Linked DNA regions of Homo sapiens: region 1 is linked to region 2. A link is a contact called in ENCODE POLR2A ChIA-PET data. All regions are on one chromosome and are shown on one strand. Each heading gives the region's core, a stretch centred on a gene start or an enhancer-like site at or near the end of the contact. The rest is flanking DNA. Distances are from core to core; before and after follow the strand shown. Region 1 holds the start of KLHDC2 (kelch domain containing 2). Region 2 holds the start of PSMA6 (proteasome 20S subunit alpha 6).

What was found. ChIA-PET counts read pairs that join two places held with the same protein, here RNA polymerase II (POLR2A).
Region 1: POLR2A ChIA-PET joins it to region 2 with 16 read pairs in A673. The contact joins the promoter of KLHDC2 here to the promoter of PSMA6 in region 2. POLR2A ChIA-PET finds 5 or more read pairs at or near these places in 2 of 52 experiments (A673 and activated B cell).

The regions. Positions count from the first base shown.
Region 1 is chr14:49,764,938-49,770,739 of GRCh38, reverse strand. KLHDC2 (kelch domain containing 2) reads right to left here and starts at 2,587. Exons shown (of 13, transcript NM_014315.3): 1 at 2,119-2,587. The coding sequence starts at 2,271. RefSeq lists silencers at 2,358-2,537, 2,708-2,787, 3,128-3,187.
Region 2 is chr14:35,290,187-35,295,758 of GRCh38, reverse strand. It overlaps PSMA6 (proteasome 20S subunit alpha 6), which reads right to left and starts at 3,377. Exons shown (of 7, transcript NM_002791.3): 1 at 3,207-3,377. The coding sequence starts at 3,282. The region is part of intron 9 of PRORP-PSMA6 (PRORP-PSMA6 readthrough); the gene reads right to left. RefSeq lists enhancers at 1,281-1,460, 2,914-2,973, 3,054-3,173, 3,294-3,373, 3,090-3,676.

The sequences.
Region 1 (5,802 bases), core at 1,338-3,837, about 14 Mb before region 2:
AGCTATCCATGGATTGCTTTATTTAATCCTCACAACAACCCTAAAAAGTAGCTGATGTTATGAGAAAACAAGTTTAGAGTTTAAGTAATTTGCCCAAGGTTATTTATGAAGTAATGATGGAGCCAGGATTCTATCCTTTCCCTGAACTTTAACAACTGCCTGACATTCCCAGCCTTTGACCCTCCCTAGCCACTTTCTGAACAATGTTGACACAGTAAACGACTGCGGTTAGCCAAAAATGGGTGTCAAAGTCCAGCAAGCTTGAATATTAAACATACAGAAACAGAACAGTTGACCACGTAAAACAACTTCTTTTTCCACCCCACCAGTGATGAAGGGAAAGGCTGGAAGCGGGCTGACCCACAGGGGACCAGCCTGTCCTGGGGAGGAAAACTGCCTACTATGTAGGAAGCCAAGGTTTATTGCCTTTGAAACAATCTCCAAGGACTTCTGTGCCTACCCTCAGGGTTCCAGCCACCAGCCATAAATGGGGAGGGCAGTCTGTTTCAGAACCATCCAATTCAGTGATTGTGCTGCTCCTCCCTGAATCGGCCCCAATCATCCAGGCCCTTTTAAATCCACAAGAAATATTCCACACTAAGAATCCTCCCCTGCCCCACTCCCAAAGTCTTATTCTCTCATGCTGTCATTTTAAAAATACAATTATGAATTAGGTAGCTTAGAAGTGTCATTGACAGGTTTCTCCAGGGGAATTAATTTACATTTTTATAAGGGTGACTACATGCTTGCCCCCCCGCCCCCCTTCTTGCAATTCTCTACCCCTTTCTAAAGTATTTTTGAGACAGTTTCCTTCTTGTTGCCCAGGCTGGAGTGCAATGGCGCCGTCTCAGCTCACTGCAAACTCCGCCTCCCTGGTTCAAGTGATTCTCCTGCCTTAGCCTCTCAAGTAGACGGGATTAGGGCGCCCGTCACCACGCCAGGCTAATTTTTTTTTTTGTATTTTTAGTAGAGACGGAGTTTCACTATGTTGGCCAGGCTGGTCTCGAGCTCCTGACTTCAGCTGATCCACCTACCTTGGCCTCCCAAAGTGCTAGGATTACAGGCGTGAGCCACCGCGCCCGGCCCCCTTTCTATTTTCTAACCACATTCATTGGAAACTGGGGAAAACACTGCAGATTCATTAGGATTGGCAAAAAATTACTTTTGCAGTTAAACCAAAATAAAGTATCAGGACAGCCATCTTTGAAAGCTATCTCAAAAATGGTCAACTATGATCAAGTCAGCTGTACCATAAGCTAAAAACAATCACAAAGCAAGTCATCCAAGGCACGGGCGTGGGGAGGGCGGAGAACATTTTCAAGACCAAAGAGGAATTTTGTGGTAGGACTGGCTCAGAGCCATCCTAGCAAATAAAATTCTAGATTTCCGAGGTTAGCAGGGTAAAGAATGGCAACTGGCTTTAAACTGCTAACTAATCACGTTGTTTATAACCAGGGGATCGGAGAGTCAAAGAGCTGCACTCTGTAGTTCATTTGATGCTGGGGATTTTTTGGTTACTGGTGGAGCTTTTCCATTATCTTAATAGGGGTGTCTGCTGAAAAACTTCAACCCAGCTGAAGCCAGAAGGAAAACAGTCCTGATGGCCATTTGCACAGGCGGGAAGGCTGAATAAGGTGGTTCCTGTAACCTTTTGGAATTCCAGTTTTCCTACACCTCGGCCTCCCTGTAAGTGGGCAGCGGTTCCCAGCTCCAGAGGGTGAAGTCCTCGTAGGCCGTCCTCATAACGCGTCTGAGTGATATCACACACCGTCACCTTTCACACCCCAACCCTTCCGAATGCACCGCCCAAGCAACATTAACAGGGCCTTCCCCGGAATAACGCTCCAATGGCAACAACGGGGGTGGGAGTGAGTTGGCTTTGTGAGCACCAGGGTGACATGACAGCAGCCCTGGAGGTTCGAGACGGGTTGGGGTACTCGAGAGAAGGAAGATTCCCGCGCGCAAAAAAAAAACAACCAACGGGCAGAGTCTGAGGTGGGGCGCGCGACGCAGGCGGGGAGCGCCCTCGGCGGCCCGCTCTGGCCTCCCCGCCTGGCCGCGAACGCAGACCCGAGTCACAGCCGAGCGACGTCCGTCGCGGCCCGGCCACTCACTGACCTTGTAGCCGCCCCAGACGAACATGTGGCGCCCGTCGCTGACGGCTACGTGGCCGCTGCGCTCAGCGGGGCAGGCAAGCTCCATGGACTCATAGCTCTCGAAGGCTGGCCCAGGCAAGTCGTCAGCCCGCAGATCCTCGTTGCCATCAGCCATCTTGAGGCTGCACTTTTGCTAACCAACAATGCCCACACCCGCGAGGGGCCAAAAAAACAAAGGAAAAGGAGAGAAATGCACAGCGGCGCGAGGCAAGGAAAAGGCGGTGGCGAAAGGGACGGCGTTGAGGCCTCTCTGCCGCCTGCGCTCGCGTTTCCCAGCCTCCTCGGCCGAGGACGGCTCTCCGCCGCCGCCGGGGCACGCCTGCAGACAGAGGGGCCGCGAGCGGAGCCGGGCGGCGGCGGCGCGGGCCCGGGACTCGGGGCACTGCAGGGAAGCGGTCCGCGTCGGGCCGGCTCCCTATTGCAGCCCGTCTGCCCCGCCTCCTGCAGTCCACGGCCTTGTTTACGCCGCGGCCGGAAGCCGCCCGTTCCGCTGACGCCGCCCGCCGAGCTCCGGAAGCGAGGCTGCCGCTCAGCGCCCCCAGCGCCGGGTCCTCCAGCCGCCGCCGCCGCCGCCGCCGCCTCTGCCCGCGCCTCCGCCTACGGCCTGGGCACCGCAGATCTATGGGGCCCGGCGACTTCTAGTCGCGCTTCGAGTCTCCTTTCACTGAGGGAACCACAGGGATAATGTCCTGAATCGGTCCCTGAAAGCTGCTGAATTTTAGCCGGATTGCCGCAATTTTTTTTTTCTTCCCGAGGATTTCTATTCGTTTGATTGAGGGATGATCTCAGAGGGTTCACAGCCCGGGCAGGGGCACCAGAATTGCTCCACTAGCAAGTTTCTGGTCTCGCCTTAGAGTCGATGCAGGCCCTGCTGTTCTGCGGGCGCGAGGGCAGTCGCTTAGCTCTCACGTGGGGCCCAGCCCGATCCCCGGGGGCCTCTCCTGAGCTCCTGCCGCCCCTGCCGGGCGCCGCCTCTGCGGGAATCTGACGTTGCCGCCGCCGCCGCTGCCGCCGCCAGCCGGGCTGCAGAGTTGGCTTGAAAAGCGTTTCCGAAGCCGTAACCACCCTTTTCTTCAGAAAGAAAGGCGGATCCTTTTCACGCACACACAGCTTTCTCTTATATGATACCTTTCAATTGGGCCAAAAGAAAATTACGAGTTACTGTGCTTGATACCTCACCTGTAAAATAGGGTGGGACAAAAATAATCTTAAATTCTTGATCTTACAGTGCCTGTAGAATTTATCGTGTTTGGTAGGAGGGACGTGCTTCATTATCTCCATTTCCCTCATCTTCTGGTTGGGAGCACTCCATAGAAAAGGAACACTTTGAACAATAAAAGGCTTTTTTTTTTTAATTATTAAAATGCTTATAGCCTGCCACTCCTCCCCTAGTGTGCCAGTGTGTTTACTTGAACTCAAGAACTTGAAAGTTACTTAAGAGGATTAATTAAAGCCTTCAACAAGGAAGCAAATCACCTTGAGGCTGTTAAGACCTTATCTGCCATCCACCCTGGTTGGTGCCCTCAAATCTGTCTGGTTCACAGAATTCCTTGCAGCAGTGTCTTCTCCCAGTCGAATTATGCTCACTAGACTTTGGGGTTATCGAAGTTCCTTGTGAACCAACCTCGTGAATCTGATCGAGTCACTTAAAAACCTTGAGCTGGCTCCCGTCGTCCTTAGTAGAATCCAAAATTAATATCTCGGCTGGGCGCGGTGGCTCACGCCTGTAATCCCAACACTTTGGAAGGCCGAGGCAGGCGGATCACCTGAGGCCAGGAGTTCGAGACCAGCCTGGCCAAAATGGCGAAACTCTGTCTCTACTGAAAATACAAAAAAATTACACAGGCTTGGTGGCCGGCGCCTGTAATCCCAGCTACTTGGGAGGCTCAGGCAGGAGAAACTCTTGAAGCCGGGAGGCGGAGGTTACAGTGAGCCAAAAGGGCACCATTGCACTCCAGCCTGGGCAACAAGAACGAAACTCCGTCTCAAAAAAAAAAAAAAAAAAAAAAAAAAATTCATATCACAGTGCTGTGCAAGAAGACCCAGCATGGTCCAGACCCAGCTTGCCTTTCCAGCTTCAATTCCTGGCTGTGTCCTCCTTCCAGCTACATTACCCTTCTATCATCGTTTTTGTTTTTTGTTTGTTCGAGAGAAGTCTCGCTCTTGTCCCCCAGGCTTGAGTGCACTGGCTCGATCTCGGCTCACTGCAACCTCCGCCTCCCGAGTCCAAACGATTCTCCTGCCTCTGCCTCCCAAGTAGCTGGGACTAAGGCACCTGCCACCACGCCCGGCTGATTTTTGTATTTTTTAGTAGAGATGGGATTTCACCATGTTGGCCAGGCTGGTCTCGAACTCCTGACCTCAGGTGATCCACCCGCCTCGGCCTCTCAAAGTGCTGGGATCACAGGCGTGAGGCACCGCACCCACCCAGCCTATATTTCGTATATATATGCCATTTAATAAAATACTATAATATCCACTTTGATTTACTTATTTATGTTTCAAACCATACTTTTATCCTACTTAGAGCAGTAACAACAAAAAGAGTCTCTGAAACACATTAATTAGTTGTACTATAAGCAGAGTTTCTCAGTGTATCAAAGTATAGTTCCAAGCCCCGTGGGTACCTGGAGACCTTTTCAGGGGCTCCTTAAGGAACTCTCTTTTCTAACTATGTATCTGTGTGAGGCCAGATTTTCTTCACTTAAGTCGGCCTGGCGCAGTGTCTCATGCCTATAATCCCAGTATTTTGGGAGGCTGAGGTGGGCGGATCACTTGAGGTCAGGAGTTCGAGACCAGCCTGATCGACATGGTGAAACCCCGTCTCTACTAAAAAAATAGAAAAATTAGCCAGGCATGGTGGTGGGCGCCTGTAATTCCAGCTACTTGGGAGGTGGAAGCAGAAGAATTGCTTGAATCTGGGAGGTGGAAGATGCAGTGAGCCGAGATCATGCCACTGCACTCCAGCCTGGGTGAGAAAGCAAGACTCTGTCTCAAAAATAAAAATAAAAATGCAAAACAATATCATTCTTTTTGAAATTCTTTTGATTAGGAAAATAAAGTTATTTTTCATTTAAAATGTTATTTATGTTAACAATTTTGTTGTTATTTTGTAATAAATTAAAAAATTTAAACATTAAACTAAATTAAAATTAGTGTTAATTTCTAATATGGCAGATATCTATAGATAAAATCCTCATAAACAAAAGCTCTTGGAGGAACTCAATAATTCTTAAGAGTGTAAAGGGGTCCTAAACTAAACAGTTCTCAAGCTAACAGCCATCTCTGATCATGGCTGGCATACAATCAGCAACTTAATTTTAAAAAGCAAAAGCACATTGTGGCCAGGCGCGGTGGCTCACGCCTGTAATCCCAGCACTTTAGGAGGTGAGGCGGGCAGATCAAGAGGTCAGGAGATTGATACCATCCTGGCCAACATGGTGAAACCCTATCTCTATTTAAAATACAAAAAATTAGCTGGGCGTGGTGGCCTGCACCTGTAGTCCCAGCTACTCCGGAGGCTGAGACAGGAGAATCGCTTGAACCTGGGAGGCTGAGGTTGCCGTGAGCTGAGCTCATACCACTGCACTCTAGCTAGCAATACAGTGAGACTCCATCTCAAAAAAAAAAAAGCAAAAGCATATTG
Region 2 (5,572 bases), core at 2,128-4,627:
TATTTCAGGCCGAGCGCAATGGCTCATGCCTGTAATCCCAGCACTTTGGGAGGCCGAGGTGGGTGGATCACCTGAAGTCAGGAGTTCAAGACCAGCCAGACCAACATGGTGAAACCCCATCTCTATTAAAACTGCAAAATTAGCCAGGAGTGGTGGCACATGTCTGTAATCCCAGCTACTTGGGAGGCTGAGGCAGGAGAATCGCTTGAACCTGGGAGGTGGAGGTTTCAGTGAGCTGAGATCACGGCCATTGCACTCCAGCCTGGGCAACAAGAGCGCAACTCTGTCTCAAAGGGAAAAAAAAAAAAAAGAAAAAGTCTTTCTCTCCACTCCCTGGGAGCAAACACTGCCAATAATATGTTATTAATAATTATAAAGTATGTTTATAATTATGATTGGCATTACAACTTTTTTTTTTTTTTAGATGGAGTCTAGCTCTGTCACCCAGTCTGGAGGTGCAATGGCACGGTCTTGGCTCACTGCAACCTCTGCCTCCTAGGTTCAAGCGATTCTTGTGCCTCAGCTTCCTGAGGAGGTAGGACTACAGGCACGCCAGCACAAGCAGCTAGTTTTTTGTATTTTTAGTAGAGACAGAGTTTCACCATGTTGGTCAGGCTGGTCTTCAACTCCTGACCTCAGGTAATCTGCCCACCTCGCCCTCCCAAAGTGCTGGGATTACAGGTGTGAGGCACTGCACCTGGCCAAGCATTATAACTTTAAATGTCTACCTCTATTTTTTGATATATCAACTTTAGACGACATTTATCTTTTGAGTCCCAAGTATGGAAGATAAAGAGCATAGTTACCTTCCATTAATCTCCCCTCATCATCATCCCATTTTTAAAATATTATTTTCCTACTGTCAATGTTAACAACTTGCATCCTATAATCCTTCCATGCTTTGTCTTTGGAGGATTCTAAAGTTTACAAACAGACAGTATTTAGAATATTATGATTATGTATATATTTTACTGGAGAACTAAGCATGGAAGGACCCATAAAAAGGGAAATATTCCATACAGAGCTACTAATCTAATAGACCAAAAAAAAAAGGGGGGGCCAAAGAATCAAACAAGCATCTAATAACATTCACTGAGCATTTACTATGTGGCAGGCACACGTTAAGCACTCTACATACATTGCCTTATTTAATTCTCAAAACCACCATTTAAGGAAGAATTATTATGAGCCCAACTTTGGAAAGAGAAACTAAGGCTAAGGTTACATACCTGGCAAGTGCCCAGATCAGGTAGTATGGAGCAGGGCAGAGATTTGAATCCATGTATGACTCCAGGGCCTGAACTCTTCACTATACTGCTTGCTCATACTACTCTTTCACTTTCATTTTCCTAACAATGTCTAATTAATGCCCTGAATAGCAGAGGGAGTGTGTTATTCACAGAGATTAAAATCATTCTGTCTAGGCTGGTGCTAGGCCCGGTGCTCACGCCTGTAATCCCAGCACTTTGGGAGGCCGAGGTGGGTGGATCACCTGAGGTTGGGAGTTCGAGATCAACATGGAGAAACCTCGTCTCTACTAAAAATACAAAATTAGCCAGGCGTGGTGGCGCATGCCTGTAATCCCAGTACTTGGGAGGCTGAGGCAGAATTGCTTGAACCCGGGAGGCGGAGATTGCGGGGAGCCGAGATCGCGCCATTGCACTCCAGCCTAGGCAACAAGAGTGAAGCTCTGTCTCAAAAAAATAAAAATAAATAAAAAATCATTCTGTCTAGATAATGAACTTGTTTTCAGATAGATGTTCTCTTCCAAATCTTTTAAAACCATCACAATGACACTGTGTTCAGCCTTTCCACTCACCAAATCTGGGAAGCATTAACGATTATGCTTTATGGCTGGACTTCACAATACAGTATATAGAAACAAAGTAAAGGTCTCAGAGTGACTTTTCCTGTTCACATATTAAAAATCACGAATGGAACGCTGAAAGCAGTAGTCTAATATACGAAAATTATTTAAAACTCAGGAATTTAATACAATAAATGAAAATTCTTTGAGGATACAGTTATCTCTTTGTTCTATCTTTAATCATGTTTTTCAATTGGGGATAAATTAAAAGGGCTACTGAATTATCCAACAAGATGTTTCTTGCTACATTATATACACTATGCAGTAATACACTGAGCAGTTTCATTCCAAGTTATCTTTAACTCTATTTCTAAAATTTACAGGTGAAGAGAACCTCATTTACAGACCAACTCTCTCCTTATGATTCCAAGCACAGATGATTATATTACTGTGCAAGACACGGAGCCACTAAACTCATTCAAAAATAAAACCATCACGGACCAGATGTAAATCAAGCCCTCCTGACACTAAATTCTCTATGGTAAGAGATCAAGGGTCTGGCTTATAATCATAACCTAAACCTTGACACCGTTTCAGCGCAATACATTACTATTCCGAGTAACTGATAGTTTCTTTCCACTACAGGTGTTCTTCAGTAAACTAGTACACAGTACCTCATCTACAACTCAGAATCGGCATTTAAATTACAGGAGCATTCAAACAGATGTGGGTAAAAAGGGGATGCCAATCTCAAGAGCAGCTCTAGAATTGAGTCACTCATTCTATCAGATTCCCAAAGATGTCTTGAACTCTGTAGATATTTGTAAATTGGCACTTTTAATTTTTTTTATCCGTTTGTTTAACGTATCTGTCACTCTAAGCTGTGAGCTTCAGTATAGAAGAGGGTGTAACATTCACATTTGTATCTCCTAGGACTAGCAGTGTCTGGTATATAGCAGGCTTCGAGTGCCTGTGTGGAATTAACCACAGAAGTCCATGCTGCAAACAAAGGAAAACGGAGAGGAGGCATTTTAGTTGAGACGTTAAGGAATCAATTACCCTTTAGAAACAGACCTTGTGCCTGGCCAGGACAGAATACAATAACTGAAGGGGCCTCACGAAGCCGGAGTCAGGCATTACAGCCCTATCTTCCTTAACTCTCCATTGGGTCTACGCAGTGTGGCCGCTCGCCCTGCAGAGACAGGCCTTCAGGCCCCCGATCCCTGCGTCCAGACGGGGGTGCAAACACCACAGAGCTCAATCCAGCTTCAGCCGTTCTCCCTTCCCAGCTCCAGCCCAGCTTCGGCCCCAGACTAAACCCGGGCCGCGTCTGCTCGCTCCAGGCACGTACCATGACAGGGCAATTCAGGTGGCCCACAGGCGAACCTGGTTCACTCACCTACTTGGTAGAGCCGACCCTCGGGTGAAAAAATGGTAATGTGGCGGTCAAAACCGGCGCTGGAACCACGGGACATGTTGGTAGAAGCACTACTTTAAACACAATCCCTGGGCCCCGTAGCTCCCGCACCAGGCACACAAGCACCTCCCGGAAGTTGCAGCGACTGCTTCCGGGGTACCAGCCGCGTTTCTTCCGCTCTTGCATGCCGAACTCACGGCTCTGGAGCCAGTTCGAGCACTGAGCTCTGAGGCCCCGCCCCCTAAGGGGGTGGTGGAGTGAGGGCGGGAGGCCTTTGAAGGTATGCGCCTGCGCCAAGCAGGCCTCTTGAGTGGATAGACGTGAAACTTGGGTCGTGGCGCTTTCAGGCTTTCATCTGGAGAATGAATTGACTATAGCAAGGACGAAAAGGCTTCCTGGGGGCCCAGAATAGCGATTTGCCTATCAGTGTGACCTAAATAGAACGTGTAATTAACAAGTCTCTTACATGCATCCTGTGTCTGGTCAGACTGCTGGCTTGCCTTCTTCCTAACCTCTTTTATCCTCCACTTTCATTCCTATTACGGGGGAAACAGGTTGCAGCTGCAGCTGCAGCCGTTAAATTTAGGCACTGAAGGAAGCGGGTTCAAGCAGCCGCTGGAAAGAACATTATTTTCTGACAGCCAGGCAAGATCTTCTTTTGGCCAGCAGCCCCGACAATTTTTAGTCTTTTTTTTTTTTTTTTTTTTTTTTGAGACAGAGTTTCGCCCTTGTTGCCCAGGCTGGAGTGCAATGGCGCGATCTCGGCTGACTGCAACCTCCCCCTCCTGAGTTCAAGCGATTCTCCTGCCTCATCCTCCCGAGTAGCTGGGATTATAGGCGTGTGCCACCAGGACCGGCTAATTTTGTATTTTTAGTAGAGGCGGGGTTTCGCCATGTTGGTCAGGCAGCTCTCGAACTCCTGAGCCCAAGTGATCCACCTTCCTCGGCCTCCCAGAGTGCTGGGATTACAGGCTTGAGCCACAGTGCCCAGGCAATTTTTAGTCTTGAAAGCGGAGGCCGGGCGCGGTGGCTCACGCCTGTAATCCCAGCACTTTGGGAGACCAAGGCGGGCGGATCACGAGGTCAGGAGATTGAGACCATCCTGGCTAACACGGTGAAACCCCGTCTCTACTAAAAAATACAAAAAAAATTAGCCAGGCGTGGTGGCGGGCGCCTGTAGTCCCATATACTTGGGAGGCTGAGGCAGGAGAACGGCGTGAACCGGAGAGGCGGAGCTTGCAGTGAGCCGAGATCATGCCACTGCACTCCAGCCTGGGCGACAGAGCGAGACTCCGTCTCAAAAAAAAAAAAAAAGAAAGAAAGCCTAACTCCAGCCTGGCCAACATAGGAAGGCCCCGTCTCTACAAAAAATAAAATTAGCTGTGCGTGGTGGCGCGCGCCAGTAGTCCCAGCTACTCGGGGGGCTAAGGTGGGAGGATGGCTTGAGCCCAGGAGATCCAGGTTGCAGTGAGCTATGATCACGCCACTGCACTCCAGCCTGGGCGACAGAGGAAGATCTATCTAAATAAAAAAAAAAAAATGTGGAACTGAGGTTGAAATACGAGTAATGGGGAATGAGGTTAAGCACCCTTGATTAATAATGAACTAGAGCTGAGGGGATGGGGCTTAGAGCAGCTAGTGTTGCATGGATTAATGAGAGTAATTCCAAGCTGGCGAGGTAGCTCCGGGAGAAGAGCAGGTGGCTTTTCAAATCGCAAATTTGTGCCTATTTTGACTTTCCCCAAGGCACACTCCCATTTAATGAATACAAAATGCAAAACATAATGTTAGGATAGTTGTTTTTCTCCCCAGATAAAGATGGTTTGTGTACAAGGAAGGCAAGATACACTAATGTTTGTGGCACTGTAATGCCTGCTGTAATACTGAAGTAGGGATTCTTACTCCTTTAATGTATTTCCTAAACTAACTTTCTATTTTAAAGAAAAAATGTTCTAAGACCTTCATAAGGGAATTCCAATTTCTCAAGTGTTTTTAAAAATTAATTTCTATTTTATTAATCTAAAAAATCCCAAACTGAAACATGGTTAAGAAAACGGTAAATGCATACAGCATCTCTGGCACAAAGGGTACTTTCCAGCACTGGCTAGTTCCCAAGTGGACTGATAAAAGTTTTCCCTTGCTTCTGGTTCAGGTCCCTACTCTCAGGACCAACTCCTCTTGACCTTTTGAAGACTTTTGTCTTCTCAGACTCTGAAAGAGCCTGGTATACTGTAATTCCTACTGTTTGCCTGCATAGTCAGAGTTCTCGGTAAGGCTGCTAGGAGGATGAACTTAGTCTCACAGCCTCAACAGCTGGCTCTATACTGATGTCTCCTGAATTTAGGTCT